Linked DNA regions of Homo sapiens: region 2 is linked to region 1. A link is a loop called in an ENCODE intact Hi-C map of the cell type or tissue named here. Cell type or tissue: uterus. All regions are shown on one strand. Links, peaks and the distances in the headings refer to the core of each region. The heading gives the core; the rest is flanking DNA. Region 1 overlaps YPEL4 (yippee like 4). Region 2 holds the start of SERPING1 (serpin family G member 1).

Region 1 (4,315 bases), core at 316-4,315:
TGTTAAAATAAATTGAATGAGAGGAATATTTGGGGAGCTTCTTTAAGAAGGCAGCTAGTATTCCTGGTCTTTTGGCTAAGATCAAGTGAAGAAGGCAGCTAGTTTGTGCCTGGTTTTCAACAGCAGAGTTTGGGACTTGAGAAATCTTCCCTAAACTTTGGTGCAAGAAATGGGTCCAAGAGGAATAGGGTTTTGAGGTCCTCTGCTGGACCCTGAGAGGGATCTTGGCATCATGAGGCATGTAGAAACTGAAAGATGGGTCAGACTCCCCTGAGGCCTTAGTTGAGGGATGTTGGACATCTCTCCATGGCTTGCCTTTTTCCCTTGCCCTTTTACTTCTGTGCCTTCCAGTTCTAGTCCTCCTTTCTCCTGCCCAGACAGCCTCTCCATTCTGATCACAACAACAGTATTTGAGATAGTACAGTTAGCTTTATTTCCCTTTTTTTTTTTTTTTTAAGACAGAATCTCACTGTCGCCCAGGCTGGAGTGCAGTGGCGCGATCTCGGCCCACTGCAACCTCTGCCTACCAGGTTCAAGTGATTCTCCTGCCTCAACCTCCTGAGTAGCTGGGATTACAGGCGTGCACCACCATGCCTGGCTAATTTTTGTTGTCCAAGCTGGTCTGAAACTCTTGGCCTCAAGTGATCGCCCACCTCAGCCTCCCAAAGTGCTGGGATTACGGGTGTGAGCCACCGCACCCTACCATATGTTCCTTACTTTCTCCAGTCTATTAAAACTTCTATTTGAGCCTCTTGTCTGGGCACAAATAGCCATTTGATACTGCCACTCCACTCTAAAAAACAATAATTTTCCCATATTTCCCTAATACCATTGGGATTAAATCTAGATTCCCTAAATAGTTTATGGCTCCTGCTTCTCTTTCCTTTCATGTCCTCTCACCCACTTTTTAAGGAGACAAAGTTTTGCTCCAGCCCAGGCTGGAGTGCAGTGGCGTGATCATGGCTCACTGCAACCTCAGCCTCCTGGGCTCAAGTGATCCTCCTGCTCAGCCTCCTGAGTAGTCGAGACTACAGGTGCAGGTATGGCTTTTTTTTTTTTGAGACAAGATCTTGCTATATTGCCCAGGCTAACCTCAAAGTTTGGCCTCAAGCAAGCCTCCAGCCTTGGCTTCCTAAAGTGCTGGAATTAAGGCGTGAGCCACTGCTTTCAGCCCACAAGCAACTTTTATTTCCTTCAATTAACTAAACTTAAGTTACTTGACACATACTCTGTCTGAAATACTTCCATCACTTTTGCCTTTGCCTACCTAACTTCTTATCTTTCAAATGCCATCGTAGTCATCGCTTTTGTGAAGCCTTCCTTGACTCCTTACATCTAAGCTGAGTTCCTTTCCTATGAGCTCCCAAGCTTCCTCCACGTCCCTGCTTAGATCCCTTATTATCATCTTCTACTGGGATTTCCTGGTTATTGCATCTCCTACTGGACAGAAAGCTCCAGGAAGTCAGGTCACAGCTGCCTTATCTTCACCATGTGCTTAACATCTAGTGCTTAACACAATGCCTGGCAAGTAATAGATGCTTTATAAATATTTGGAATATTAATGAATGAATCTGGAAAGAATATTATAGCTTACCAAAAAATGATCTTTATGATGTATATGGTCTCCCCTGTAACTGTTGGGCACCCAACAACAGTAGGGATTTCATACCACTGCCAATAAAATGTCCCTTGGGTCATATGGTGGCATTGATGTTGCGATTTTGAGCTTTTTTTTTTTTTTTTTTTTTTTTTTTTTGAGACGGAGTCTTGCCCTGTCGCCAGGCTGGAGTGCAGCAGCACGATCTTGGCTCACTGCAACCTCTGCCTCCTGGGTTCAAGTGATTCTCCTGCCTCAGCCTCCCAAGTAGCTGGGATTACAGGCACGTGCCATCATGCCTGGCTAATTTTTGAATTTTTAGTAGAGACGGGGTTTTGCCATGTTGGTCAGGCTGGTCTCAAACTCCTGACATCAGGTGATCCACCAGCCTCGGCCTCTCAAAGTGCTGGAACTGCAGGCGTGAGCCATCGCGCCCGGCCTAATTTTTGAGCTATTTTGTTTCACTTCCCATCAACTGCCAGAGCAGCACTTTGGCTGACTGATTTTCCTTTTAGCCTTAAGTGTGCCCATGAACTGACCAGAGCATTACAGAACCAGGCTGAAAAGCCACGGGACTCAAGAAAATCCTTATTCTGAGATGAGCCTCTTTCAGAGCCCGATCCTGGATCTAGGCAAAATGGACTTACTGTCAGGGGTGCCAGCAGACACAAGCGGTTTTGGATGCTCTCGCCGAGTAGCTAACAAAACCCACCCCTCTTACTAAGGCAAAACTTCACCTGAACGCTTATTCCCCGGTAAAAGCTCAAGCAGTAGTCTTGCCATAGACAGGGCAACTGCTGCCCCCTAGTGGTATAAAGGGACAGGCCCGGGTGGGTGGGGGTGTGTGTGTGTGACGGGGACAGTTTATGGGTACATGCACAGGGAAAGAAAGTCAGAGGACAGGTTGCCTCAAGTTGCTTTTTCCCTTTTTATTAAAAATAGACTCAAGCACTTTATGTATCATACAAAAGTTTCATTCGCTGGTGGCAGCCACGGGAAAGACTGGCCCCGTAGCACTGATTTTCCACCTCCCCTCCAGGGGACTGGGTCCCAGGAGCAGTGACTGGGCCTCAGAGAAAGCCCATAAAGACTGCTTACTCTGGAAGCAGCCGACTAGGGGCTGTTCCGCGAGCAGCTGTCCCCACCCCACCCAATGGCAAAAGTTAGATACTCGAAAGTGCCTCTTCAGTGCCAAGATAAACTAACAAGTGGAGTGAAATGGAAAACCCTTTGATTATTTTACTATTTCCCAGGGCCTGGGATTTGAGTTTTCCCTGCACTCAAGTCCTTTTCCCTACAAATAGGGGTAGGAAACTTCATCCTCAGAGACTCTGGTCTCCTGGTGTCTGAGACCAGAATTTCACTCCAACCCAAGTCTTTTCTCATCTGCTGTTCTGTGGTCCATGATCTACTTGCCCTGTGACCCAAGGTTTGTCCTCTGTTCACTCAAAAAGAGGTGGAGCAAAAACGGATTCCTCCCACAATCCTCTCTGCCTGAGTCTATGCCCTGCCATCGCTTCCATGTTCAGGATCTTGGGAACAGAAAGACCCACAACCATCCCTTTCCCCCAGTTCTGTCTCTCCCTGACTGCTGCCCACTCCTGAGCCTTAACACCCCTGGGGTACCCCCAGACCCCTGTTCTAAAGGGTGCCTGGTAGTGGATATGGTGGAGGCAGGGGAGGGGTTGGTTGGAGCCAGGTTTCCCCCAGGGGTGGGGCAGTACTCATGCTGGTATAGACTGCTTGGCAGGGCCGTGGGGAGGGAGGGGCATGCGGAGGAAGGGCACACCCTGCCTGAGCCCCTCAGTCCCAGCCGTTGTCCTTCACCATGTGTGACATTTCAATGATGTATTTCCCTTCCTTGTACTTCTGGCTCGTCTCAAAAGCTTGCTCCTGGTGAAGGAGAAAGCAGTGATTGTAGGACAAAGCAGTTTCCTTCCAGGCCCCACTGTCACCTGTATGGCCCCCACCCCAAGGGTCATCCACCTAGCCCAACCCAGTGACTAGTTCTTTCTTTCCTCTTTGGACCATGCAAGGAAGGACCTGACATGGTCACTGGTGCTTGAAGGGCCATGGGGACTGCCACTTTAGAGGGTGACCCTCTTCCTCAGGTACTTACATATTTCCAGCCCAGTGTGGTTTTGCAGCTCTCACAGAAAATGTCAGCTACCGAGTGGAGCCCCGTGAGCAAGAGGCGCTGTTCAGCTGGCCCGCAACCCACGTTGACCCTGTCTCAGGAAACAGGAAGGACCCAGCACCCAGTGGGGTTGCACTGTCAGTCCAGTCCCCAGACAGCCCAAGGGAACTTCCATCTGGAGAGAACTGGACAGCCCCTGCCTTTGATAATCCACCCCTTTAAGACTAGAGCCTGGGCCTTCTTTTTCCACCGTTATGATTTCAATTCTCCCCCGGCTCCCCATGTGAGAACTTCAGATTGAGACCCTCTTTGCAAAAGGGGAGGCAAAGACTGAAGGCACAAGATCACCTGATGGATTCCCCCCTTTCTCCACAGAGGAAAATTACTCACTCACACACAAGCACAAGCACACGCACAAGGAAAGAGGTAGACTCACACGGAGTTAAACAGGTAGGCTCGGCCATGGCTCCCTTGGAAGGACTGTGGAGACATAGGACAGACAATGACTACCAAGCAGCCTTCAGCCCCACTGCCTGAATCCCCGCAGGGGTGTGTAGGAGAGAGGAAGAGCTTTGCTGCCT
Region 2 (12,495 bases), core at 8,496-12,495, 47 kb before region 1:
ATGTGAGACATGTTGTCAAAGGAGATTATTTTGGAGCTTTAAGATTTAATAACTGCCTGCTGGATTTTGGATGTGCATGGGGCCTGTAGCCTCTTTGTTTTGGCCAATTTCTCTCATTTGGAATGGAAGCATTTACACAATGCCTGTACCCCCATTGTACCTTGGAAGTAACTAACTTGTTTTTGATTTTACAGGCTCATAGGTGGAAGGGACTTGCCTTGTCTCAGATGAGACTTTGGACTTAGACTTTTTTGTTTTGTTTTGTTTTTTATTTGAATTCTCTCAACCCCTGCAGAGGACTTGGACATTTGAGTTAATGCCAGAATGAGTTAAGACTTTGGGGAACCACTGGGAAGACATGGTTGTATTTTGAACTATGAGAAGGACATGAGATTTGGGAGGGGTCGGGGCAGAATCATATGCTTTGACTCTGTGTCTCCACCCAAATCTCCTGTTGAATATAATCCCCAGTGTTGGGGGAAGGACCTGGTGAGAGGTGATTGGATCACGGAGGCAGATTTCCCCCTTGCTGTTCTCATGATAGTGAGTGAGTTCTTATGAGATCTGATGGTTTAAAAGTGTGTAGTACTTCCCCTTTCACTTGCTCTCTCTCCTGCTGCAATGTGGAGACACAATTGCCTCCCCTTTGCCCTTCTGCCATGACTGTAAGTTTTTTGAGGCCTCCCCAGTCAATGCCTCCTGTACAGCCTGTGGAACTGTGAGTCAGTTAAACCTCTTTTCTTTATAAATTACCCAGTCTCAGGTAGTTCTTTATAGCAATGTGAGAATGGACTAATACAGATATTCTAGAAACTTTCAGAAGGCCAGGCACTAGATGTAATAAGAGGAGTTGTGTAATACAAGCAGAGGTTGGACAGGGAGGCAGAGGTCAGCTTGGACCTAGTCTTGTAGGCCAGGGTCAAAAGTTTAGATTTTATTACAAGAGTGAAGAGAAAGGCTCATAAGTGACTTCTTATAAGAGTGGTCTCCTGGCTGGGTGCGGTAGCTCGCCTGTAATCCCAGCAGTTTGGGAGGCTGAGGTGAGTGGATCACCTGAAGTCAGGAGTGTGAGACCAGCCTGGCCAACCCCGTCTCAACTAAAAAATAAAAATAAAAAATAAAAAATTATCCTGGCATGGTGGTGGGCACCTGTAATCCCAGCTACTTGGGAGGCTGAGGCATGAGAATCGCTTGAACCCAGGAGGCAGAAGTTGCAGTGAGCTGAGATTGTGCCACCGCACTCCAGCCTGGGCAATTGAGCGAGACCCTGTCTCAAAAAAAAAAAAAAAAAGGTCTCCCATGGAAAACCAATTTATATTGATTATCATGTATTATATTATATTATATTAGTTATTATCATTCTGTCTGTGGATTGAAGAATATCTGGAAAGGACAGAGTGGAAGCATGGAAACCAGGCAGGAGGCTATTCAGTGGCCCAGGTGAGAGATGGTTGTGGCTAGATTGGGTTCATGGCCTCAATGATTGAGAGAACTGAGTGGATTCAGGATACATTTTGAAGATACTACCAAAAGGTCTGATGATGGGCTGGATGTAGGGAAAGATCAAGCTCCTCTAATCCCTCTGGGTGAGAGGCTATTTCAACTTCTACCACCTCCTATAGTGACCTGAGGTGGAGATAAAGGGCTCAAATTAGGACCCAAGATTAAAGACCTAAACCCAATCAAGTTCAAGGAACCTGGAACTGAAAAGTAAATACAAAATCTAAGACTTTTAGGCCAGTGATAAAACTAGGCCTTGTTACATAAAGGAGAGAGAAAATGAGGCCCAGAAATTATTGTTTCTTTTTTCGAGACAGAGTCTTGCTCTGTTGCCCAGGCTGGAGTGCAGTGGCATGATCTCAGCTCACTGCAACCTCTGCCTCCCAGGTTCAAGCAATTCTCCTTCCTCAGCCTCCTGAGTAGCTGGGATTACAGGCACACACCACCATGTCTGGCTAATTTTTGTATTTTTAGTAGAAACAGGGTTTCACCATGTTGGCCAGGCTAGTCTCAAACTCCTGACCTCGTGATCTGCCTGCCTCAGCCTCCCAAAGGTCTGGGATTACAGGCATGAGCCACCGTGCCCTGCCACAAAAATGATTTTTTAATGACATAGATTGAACTAAAACATGCACTGTGTTCAATAGCAGAAAAAAAAAATCAAGATCCTGGAAATAAACAGAAATAGGTGGAATACGTCTTCAGAGCAAACTATATAACTGTATTAGTCTGTTTTCACACTGCTATAAAGAACTGCTCAAGACTGGGTAATTTCGAAAGGAAAGAGGTTTAGTTGACTCACAGTTGTGCATGGCTGGGGAGGCCTCAGGAGACTTACAATCATGGCAGAAGGTGAAGGGGAAGCAAGAAACCCTCTTCACAAGGTGGCAGGAAGAAGTGCTGAGCAAAGAGGGAAGAGCCCCTTATAAAACCATCAGATCTCGTGAGAACTCACTCACTATCAAGAGAACAGCATGTGGGAAACTGCCCCCATGATTCAATTGCTTCCACTTGGTCTCTCCTTTGACACATGGGGTTTATGAGGATTACAATTCAAGATGAGATTTGGGTGGGGACACAAAGCCTAAACATATCAACAAGTATATTGAGAAACAGGCCAGGCGTGGTGGCTCCCACCTGTAATCCCAGCAGAGAAACATTAAGGAAGAGCCAAATAGTTGGAAAGCTATAACATGTTCATGGATTAGAAGACTTACTGTTATAAAGATGTCAATTCACTCCCAAAATGATCTATAGATGTAAGGTAATACCAGTCAAAATCCCAACATATTTTTCCCTTTTATTTTGTGGAGCCTGGTAAGCTGATTCTAAGTATATATGGAAATTCAGGGATCAAGAATAGCAGAGATCTTCTTGAAGAAGAATAAAATGTGAGGACTTGGTCTACTGAATATCAGAACTTAAACATGGTGCCGTCACAATTTTTTGTTGTTGTTGTTTTTGAGACAGAGTTTTGCTCTTGTTGCCCAGGCTCAACCTCTACCTCCCTGGTTCAAGTAATTCTCCCGCCTCAGCCTCTCAAGTAGCTGGGATTACAGGCATGCACCACCACACCCAGCTAATTTTGTATTTTTAGTAGAGACAGGGTTTCTATCTCTGCTAACACGTGAAACCCCATCTCTACTAAATATACAAAAAAAAAAAAAAATTAGCTGGGCGTGGTGGCAGACACCTGTAGTCCCAGCTACTTGTGAGGCTGAGGCAGGAGAATGGCGTGAACCTGGGAGGCGGAGCTTGCAGTGAGCCGAGATCATGCCACTGCACTCCAGCCTGGGCAACAGAGCAAGACTCTGTCTCCAAAAAAAAGAAAAGAAAAGAAAAGAAAAGTCTGTAACTGGAGAAGTGACCATGGGGCTTCATGTTCAAGTTGGGCAGAACAAGGAGGGTGGCTCCCTGTTTCTCAACAGGCATTGAGGAACGCAAGGTGAATTTTGGCTTTTCTGGAAGTGGAGCAGGCATTTTTACCCTCAGGAGAGGTGCATGGAAGCAGAAACAGCAGGTCAAAGCAAGGGGCCACAATCTGAATGGAGCCAAATTCACAGCTGAGTCAACAGTCCAAACCTAGCGCTTCCATCTACAGAGCTGGCAACGGAGAATTGGAAACAAAGGCTAGAAATAGAAAGGTAGCAGAGAAAGCAGGTACGCTGCTGTGCAAGAAGTGGAAAAGATAGTAAGTGAGAGGGAAACTTCTGGAACCGGCATGTAGTTAAGGGGATTGGTTTGGGAATCAATCCAAATGTCTCTCTCAGGGTGAGATCAAAGAAATAGTTTGTAATACATCCATACAATGGAATACCGTGCGGCTGTAAGAAAGAATGAGATAGAGCTGCCTGCAGTGACATGGAACAATGCCCATGCTACTTTATTAAGAAAAGAAATTAGGCCAGGCACAGTGGCTCATGCCTGTAATCCCAGCACTTTTGGAGGCCGAGGCGGGTGGATCACGAGGTCAGGAGATCGAGACCCATCCTGGCTAACACGGTGAAACCCCCTCTCTACTAAAAACACAAAAGAAATTAGCCGGGAGTGGTGGCGGGCGACTGCAGTCCCAGCTACTCGGGAGGCTGAGGCAGGAGAATGGCGTGAACCCTGGAGACAGCGCTTGCAGTGAGCCGAGATAGGGCCACTGCACTCCAGCCTGGGTGACAGAGCAAGACTCCCGTCTCAAAAAAAAGAAAAGAAATTATGGAAGAGTAATAATTATGTGTGTGGGGAGAGATGAAGTAGATATGATTTTATAAATAGGCAAATATAAAAGCATACACTCAGAATTATTAACAGCAGTTTTGTCTGTGGTAACTTTTAATTTTGTAAGTGTCTGAATTGTTAGAAACGTTTTGTTTTGTTTTGTTTTGTTTTGTTAGACAGAGTTTTGCTCTTGTTGCCCAGGCTGGAGTGCAATGGCACGATCTCGGCTCACTGCAAACTCCACCTCCTGGGTTCAAGCGATTCTCCTGCCTCAGCCTCCCGAGTAGTTGGGATTACAGGCATGTGCCACCATGTCCACCTAATTTTTGTATTTTTGGTAGAGACGGGGTTTCACCATGTTGGCCAGGCTGGTCTTGAACTCCTGACCTCAGGTGATCCATCCACTTGGGTCTCCCAAAGTGCTGGGATTACAGGCGTGAGCCACCACGCCCAGCCAGAAAAGTTTTACAAAGCACGTATATGACTTTGTAGCAATAACTTTGAAAGAATCATTTAATTTTTTTTTAGACAGGGTCTTGTTCTGTCGCCCAGGCTGGAGTGCAGTGGTGTGATCACGGCTCACTCCAGCCTCGAACTCCTAGGCTCAAGCAATCCTCCCACCTCAGCCTCTTGAGTAGCTGGGACTGCAGGCATGAGCCACCAAGCCTGGCTAATTTTTTTTATTTTTTGTGGAAACGGGGTTTTACCATGTTGTCCAGGCTGCTCTCAAACTCCTGGGCTCAAACAATCCCCCTGTCTCAGCCTCCCAAAGTGCTGGGATTACAGGCATGAGCCACTGCACCCAGGAAAAGAATAATTTTAAAGATCCTTAGAAAAATGATTGAATGGACCAATTTAGAATATCTATGAGGACTCATCAAATGTTTCTATTCTACTCGAAGAAGCTTTGTATTCCTCGGCCTGCCAGGATCTGCAAATAGGGTGTGAGCCTGAGGTTTGGGGATTTTGTGTCTCAACACTTATTTGGATCTCATCTCTGTCTTCATCTCTGATCCCCATCCACCTCCTCATACCAGTTAAAGACTGAAGGGAAGAGGAAGAGAAGAGGGTCGTTAGTGGAAGGGTACTGTGCATGAGGACTCTCTAGTGAGGTTCCTGGGAAGGTCCAGTCCCTGGAGAGCTGGGCAGGAAACAGCCCATGTGAATGAGTCAGGGCTGGTGAGAAAGGGAATCAGTGAAGAAGGTGGGGATACAGTGGGAGCAGGAACCCCCACAGCTCCCTCACTCATGGCTGCCAAACCTGTGCCCTTCTCCGGAGAGGACTACTGTATTTGTAGGAAATAAGGGACAAAGTTCAGCCTGTGGTCCGTTCTTACTTACAAAGCATCAACAGCCCCACGTAAAGGGTGTGCCACAACATAATTCTCAAAATGGTAGAACTGTCATTCTCACACAAATACACAGTGAGAACCTTCACAAGATAACTGTCAGGATGACAAAGTTGGTTCAAAGAATGATTTGAGAAACTGGTGTGTGTGTGTGTGTGTGTGTGTGTGTGTGTGTGTGTGTGCTGGAATAACACAGCTAAGTTACCTACAAAACTGGCTATTGCCCTGCAGGCCAACAAGACTGAAATAGGAGGTAGGACTCAACTCCCGAGGTGGGGCTCAGATACCAACCAGATTGAGGACTAGCTAAAACAGGGCCAGGGCAGAAGCAGTTTTCCATAAGATTTGCCAGCCAGTCCGCCATGTCAGTTTACCATTGCCATGGAAACACCTGGGAGTCACTGCCTCTTTCCATGGCAATGACCTGATGATCCAAAAGTTCTTTTCCCTTCCCTAGAAATTTCTGCATAAACTGCTTCTTGTTTTGTTTTGTTGTTGTTGTTTTGTTTTGTTTTGTTTTTTGAGACAGAGATTAGCTCTTGTGGCCCAGACTGGAATGCAACGGTGCGATCTCGGCTCACTGCAACCTCCACCTTCCAGGTTCAAGAGATTCTACTGTCTCAGCCTCCCGAATAGCTGGGATTACAGAAGCCTGCCAGCACGCCAGCTAATTTTTTGTATTTTTAGTAGAGAGGGGGCTTCACTGTGTTGGCCAGCCTGGTCTCAAACTCCTGATCTCAGGTGATTCACCCAACTTATCCTCCCAAAGTGCTGGGATTACAGGCAGGAACCACCGCGCCCGGCTTTAAACTGCTTTTTAATCTGCATGTAATGGAAAGTGGGTATAAATATGACTGCAAAACTGCCCTGAGCTACTGCTACTCTCTGCCTACAGAGTACCCCTCCTTTGCAGGAGCAGTCACTGAGCTGTAACACTGCCTCTTCAAAAAAACTGTTTTCTTCTACCTCCGGCTTGCCCTTGAATTCTTTCCTGGGCAAAGCTAAGAACGCTTACCAGCTAAGCCCCACTTTGGGGCTCACCTGCCCTGCATCAAGACCATTACCTTTGGGGTTATCATTATCATCTCATTCACATCTCTACCAGACAAAAACCCTTTGCATCTTATCCATTTTTGACAGGTCAACATCTGACATTACAGACTCTGAGCCCTAATCTAGAAAAATAAGAAAGAGAAAATTCTATTCCTCTAGAATAGCATTTCTCAACCAAGATTCCAAAGAAAGGACTGAGCCCTAATTTGCCCAGCGCATTATTTGTTGATAATCAATCAACTTCTCTCCTCTGAAACTAGAGTGGTGCTAGTTGTGTACTATCTGTGGGAGAGTTGAGAAAATAGTCCCTCCAACCATTTTCTGTGTCCCAAGAACGGAGTGACCCTGATTTCTCAGAATTCTTTTGCCCTGTTTCCAAGTTTTGGATAATTTTTCTTTTTTTCTTTTCTTTTCTTTTTTTTTGAGACAGTCTCACTCTGTTGCCCAGGCTGGAGTGCAGTGGCGCAATCTCGGCCCACTGCAACCTCCACCTCCTGGGTTCAAGCAATCCCCCCACCTCAGCCTCCCAAGTAGCTGGTACTACAGTCGTGCACCAGCATGCCTGGCTAATTTTTGTATTTTTAGTAGAGATGGGGTTTTGCTATGTTGGCCAGGTTGACCTCGAACTCCTGACCTCAAGTGATCTGCCCACCTCAGCCTCCCAAAGTGCTGGATTACAGGCATGAGCCACCATGCCCAGCCGAAAAATTTCTCTTAAGAAGGAAAACTAAAGGTGTTTAGTTTTTCACACTCTATAATGTGAGAGAGTTCAGCTACAGCAACTTGTACCTTCAGTATTAGAGGACTCAACTAGGAAAAAACCTGATAAAAATGCTCTGAGTACAGGAAGAGCTTTAGTGAGAACTTGTACCTCATTCAACATCAGGAAATTCACAGGCGAGAGAAGCCATGTGCACCTACAACATGAGGGAAGAGGGATTCTGTGGGTTCAACTCTCCTCAGTCACCAGAAGGAAAGGTCCTTGTTACAGAGAAATCCTAGACCTGCTCCCAGTGGGAAGAGAACTGAATTCACAACCTTACACTGATTGAATATCTCAACATCCACACTAGGGAGAAATTCCGCAAACATCCTGATTAAGTCAGTTTCAGCTCCAGCTTCAGCAGGCAGGGGAGACTTCACAAAGCAGACATCATTTAAATGTGCAGAGTGCAGGAATGGCTTTGGCCAGAGAGCTATTATAGATGGCTGAAGGAGGTAGACCCACAAGCTGGGAAAACCTCTCCACTGGGGCTTTTTCACCCTGGAACTTTGGCCCACAAAGCATCGTACTCTTGCAGCTGTACCCAGAATATTCCCTTTGCTGTCTGCTTCAGGTTAGCCCCTGGTGTGTGTCAATAATTTGTAAGGGTTAATAAAGAACTGTTGGGTCAAACAGACCTGGTCCACATCCTGGCTCTGTCACTTACTGGCTTTGTGATATTAGGTAGATCAATTAATTTCTCTGAGCCTCATTTTAACTTGTTTAAGATGGGATTAATATAGCACCTACTTCATAGGTGATGAGAATTAGTGAGAGGATGAATGTAAATGCATGGTGAGCACTCAGTGAATTAGGTTGCTTTCCACCACCTTCTTTTCCTTTGGCTGACCCATTTCCCAGAATCCACAAGCTCATAGTCCCTTTGAGCCCACCAGCTTGAGCACTGGGGATGGAGAAACGTTGTTTTGTGTGCAGCTGTTCAAACGATGGCTCTGATGTTATATAACTTTCCCATGGTTTAGGAGGTTCCCAAGTGGCTTCAGAGAATAAAGCACAAAGCTGGGGAAGACTCTTTCTGGGTCTTGTCCAAGGACCCCCGAGGAGACACACAAATATTCTCCTGTTTCTGTCCTTGGTCAGTCCCTTAGAGTAGCAGTTCTGGTGCTAGCAGCAAACTTTCCTGAATGCTCCAAACACAGCCAGAGGATAGGCCTGCAGTGAGATGACGATAGAACATGATAGCTATATTAGGTCATCAGAGACAACCTGTTTGTTTTGCAGATGAGGCAGAGTTATCAGATTTAGCAAAAATACAAAATGCCAATTATATTTGAATTTCAGATACACAACAATGACAACAAAATTTATTTTACCATAAGTATATTCCAATGTAAGCATTTTTACCATAAGTATATCCCAATGTAAGTTTTTTTTTTTTTTTTTAGAGACAGCAAGTGTCTTACTCTGTTGCCCAGGCTGGAGTGCAGTGGCATGATCAATGCTAACTGCAGCCTTGAACTCCTGGGCTCAAGGGATCCTCCTGCCTCAGTCTCCTAAAAGGCTGGGATTACAGGTATGAACCCCCAGGCCTGCCTACTTCGTGTGTTTTATCTGGCAATGCTGAGAGGACAGCTAGATGTCGAGGACAGCCAGATTTCGAGGACAGCCAGACGTCAAGGGGGAAAGCAACTTGCTGGCTCACACAGCCAGCCAGGTCTATTGTGGAGCCCTAGTCGCAAACACATACACCCCAGCTTTCAAGTTTTTAAATATTTATTTAGTTAGTTATTTGTTTTTTGAGACAGTCTTGCTCTGTCACCCAGGCTGGAGTGCAGTGGTGCAATTTCAGCTCACTGCAACCTCTGCCTCCCAGATTCAAGTGATTGTGCCTCAGCCTCCCTAGTAGCTGGGACTACATGTGCGCGCCTGCACTGCCCAGCTAATTTTTGTACTTTTAGCGGAAACGGGGTTTCCCCATATTGGCCAGAGTGGTCTCAAACTCCTGACCTCAAGTGATCCACCCACCTCGGCCTCCCAAAGTGCTGGGATTACAGGCGTGAGCCACCGTGCCCGGCTAGCTTTTTTTTTTTTTTTTTTTTTAATTAGGTTGAATGCTTGTTGAGCTGGGTGCCTCACATCCGTTGTCTGTTATACAAAGAACTACTGATTATGGGTCTCTACGAGCAAAAATGGCAGAACACCTACAGGGCACAGGGGAGATGGGAGCAGGGATTAGGCTTCAGAATACTTCTCCAAATGAGGGTGATCAGGGCCCGACATTTCACTGCTCTAAGGCTCAGTATCTTAACTATCAAATGGGTACAATGGGGCACAAAGGGTTACTTTGAGGAATAACGGAGGTGAGCAATTTCCAAAAAGTTCATTCCTTTAAAAACTGCGGAGCACATTTTGTGTACATGCTGTTTTTATTGTTACTCATGAAGACGCGGGGGAAGCTTTGGTTGTGTAAAGCTGAGAACTGCACCCAAGCTTCCCCGTTCACCCCACCTACCAGGGGATTTGGGCTAAATTCCTGGCCTGGCCCACAAAGAAGACCAAGCGGTCAGTCCCATTCCGTCCCATCCTGATTTACAGGAACTCACACCAGCGATCAATCTTCCTTAATTTGTAACTGGGCAGTGTCCCGGGCCAGCCAATAGCTAAGACTGCCCCCCCCGCACCCCACCCTCCCTGACCCTGGGGGACTCTCTACTCAGTCTGCACTGGAGCTGCCTGGTGACCAGAAGTTTGGAGTAGGTTTGGTGCTGGGCAGGGGTGGGGAGTAGGGTGGAAAGCATGGAGTGAAGAGGTCTAGGGAGGGGGTCTCCTCACCCCCGCCTTCCTGCCCGCCTTGATCTCGGGGGTCTCTATAGGCTTGCTTCCACCTGGGACTTCTGCCTCCTCCTACCCCAGCCCCTCCCGCCTCAGGCCTGTTGTGCTCAGCCCCCCAGGACCTCCCCTCCCCCACGCCTCTGGCCTCATTGTTTGGTTAAAGCAGGACCCCCTCCCCCTCCCACCACCTCCCCTCCGACTGAACAGATGGACAGAGACCCGGGCCCACGGGGAGAGGAAGGGCCAGCCGGTGCCGGGAAAGGGAAGCGGTTTGGGGAAAACAAAACAGAGGGAGGAGCCAGGGAGAAGGTGGCCCCAGGAGGGAGGAGGAGGGAATTCGCTAAGAGGGACTGGGGCCTGAGACGGAATGGGGGCGGGCCCCGGGCGGGGTGGGGGCCCCTGGGCTCCCAGGGTGGGAGCTGGCTCCGAGGCTGGCTGGCTCCGCAGGTCCGCTGACGTCGCCGCCCAGATGGCCTCCAGGCTGACCCTGCTGACCCTCCTGCTGCTGCTGCTGGCTGGGGTATGTGGTCCCTTGTGGGATGGGGGACGGGGGTGGAGACGGGAGGCGGGATGGTGCGGGGTGCGGGCGGTGGCTGAGGATTAACCCTTCAGGCTCCGGGGAATGAGGAGAGCTCCTCTTGGGATCATTGAGTGTGATCCTTGCACACGCACTCGTAGATGGTGGAAAGAGCTCAGGACTCAGACAGATGCAAGTTCTAATCTTGGCGGGCCATGTAGGAGCTGCGCAGCGTGGTCCTGAGGACGTCACTTTTCTCAGCCTACTCCTCCTGATTTATAAAATGTTGAATAAACAGATCCCACCCTGTCCACCAAGCAGGCTTGGCAGGAGGATCACATAGGGCAAGGAGATGGGAAGCATTTTGTGATATCAAAGCAAGAGTTTGTTGTAGAAAAGAGCTGTGGGGAGGAGAGGTTTGGCTGCTGTGACACAGACGGTGGTCCCAGGCTAGGGCCTGTGAAGACAGGGAAGAATGGTAGCAAACATACGTGGGTCTGGGTGGGGGTCAATAGCAGTGAGAGGTCCCAGTGGTCTGGGAGGTCATGGACTAGAAATAAGGCTAAGAAGTGCAGGATCCCAGGAGAAAGGTAGGTAGGGGTGTGTGTATGTGCGTGTGTGTGTGTGTGCACGCGCAAGTTGGTATCACATACTCAGCAGATGATGTAGTTATGAGCAGGGAGTTTGGAATCAGAGACCTTGTTTTGACCCCTAGCTGTTTCTCCCATTTCTGTGAGACCCTGGACTAGTTAATATGTGTCGGTATGAGTTTCTCTACCTGTGAAATGGAGCTAATGCGTGGTTTCTCAGTGGAGGATCTGTTGACATTGGGGCTGGATAATTCATTGCTGAGGGGCTACCCTGCGCATTTTAGGATGTTTTGCAGTATATCTCTAGCCTCTACGCACTAGATTCCGGTAGCATCTTCCCTGCTGTCTCCCTGTGACAACCAAAAATGTCTCTGGACATTGCCAAATATCCCCTGGGAGTCAAAATTGTTTCAGAGCCGCTGGCCTATACTACTTCTCTCTCCCTCCCTTCCTGCCTCCCTTCTTTCCTCCTTCCCTTTCTTCGTTCCCTTCCTAATGTGTACTGTTTTTCCACACCCACTAATGGGTTGCAACCCACAGTTTAAAAATTTACTGTTCTAAATCAAGGAGCACAAGTTCAAATGTCTGTACTAGCCAAGCAAGTGAGTCAAACAGGTAGATATTTACAGGAAATTGCAAGAACATAGATAAATGACAACACTCAGCTTCACTGTTTGGAAAACAACTTCCTACAGGGCAGTAATTGGTCAGAGATTACAGAGTCCCTGACTATCCCTCATCTTCTGCAGAGCACATTCCTGTGCACCCCCACCCTCACCCTGTATTGCCCCTTCTCTGAGGAATTAGTGGTGGTGGTTCTAAGACAGATTGCTCATCTGCCGCACTGTCAGAAATTACTCTCTTGTACAGGACATTTTCCACATCCACACCTTCTCTTCCTGCTTTGAGTATTTTAGAGGACTGTGCCTCGTAGTAAGAAAAAAATGAAACTCAGTTTCTTGAACCACAGGATAGAGCCTCCTCAAATCCAAATGCTACCAGCTCCAGCTCCCAGGATCCAGAGAGTTTGCAAGACAGAGGCGAAGGGAAGGTCGCAACAACAGTTATCTCCAAGATGCTATTCGTTGAACCCATCCTGGAGGTTTCCAGCTTGCCGACAACCAACTCAACAACCAATTCAGCCACCAAAATAACAGCTAATACCACTGATGAACCCACCACACAACCCACCACAGAGCCCACCACCCAACCCACCATCCA

What was found. A loop is a pair of places that touch in the nucleus more often than their neighbours do. Peaks named below come from ENCODE experiments on the same cell type or tissue, not always from the same donor. Only the 100,000 strongest peaks of a DNase experiment are listed, where the experiment ranks them.
Region 2: a loop joins it to region 1, with 2.3 times the contacts of the local background. A loop is called at or near these places in 18 of 110 quality-filtered maps.

Annotation. Positions count from the first base shown.
Region 1 is chr11:57,642,581-57,646,895 of GRCh38, forward strand. YPEL4 (yippee like 4) reads right to left here. Exons shown (of 5, transcript NM_145008.3): 3 at 4,171-4,214; 4 at 3,717-3,825; 5 at 2,507-3,490. The coding sequence ends at 3,401. The region is part of intron 1 of MIR130AHG (MIR130A host gene); the gene reads left to right. Among named protein-coding and RNA genes, the nearest start is that of MIR130A, 3.5 kb to the left of the region's middle. RefSeq lists an enhancer at 690-1,189. In uterus, for the core only: a CTCF peak has its summit at 2,387 (motif pointing left); DNase peaks (open chromatin) are centred at 2,401, 2,699, 3,337, 4,293 and 1 weaker place; H3K27ac peaks cover 2,751 bases.
Region 2 is chr11:57,587,635-57,600,129 of GRCh38, forward strand. SERPING1 (serpin family G member 1) reads left to right here and starts at 10,051. Exons shown (of 8, transcript NM_000062.3): 1 at 10,051-10,088; 2 at 10,615-10,687; 3 at 12,245-12,495. The coding sequence starts at 10,637. In uterus, for the core only: no CTCF peak of the experiment used is centred there; DNase peaks (open chromatin) are centred at 10,007, 10,497 and 11,307; H3K4me3 peaks cover 2,923 bases; H3K27ac peaks cover 4,000 bases.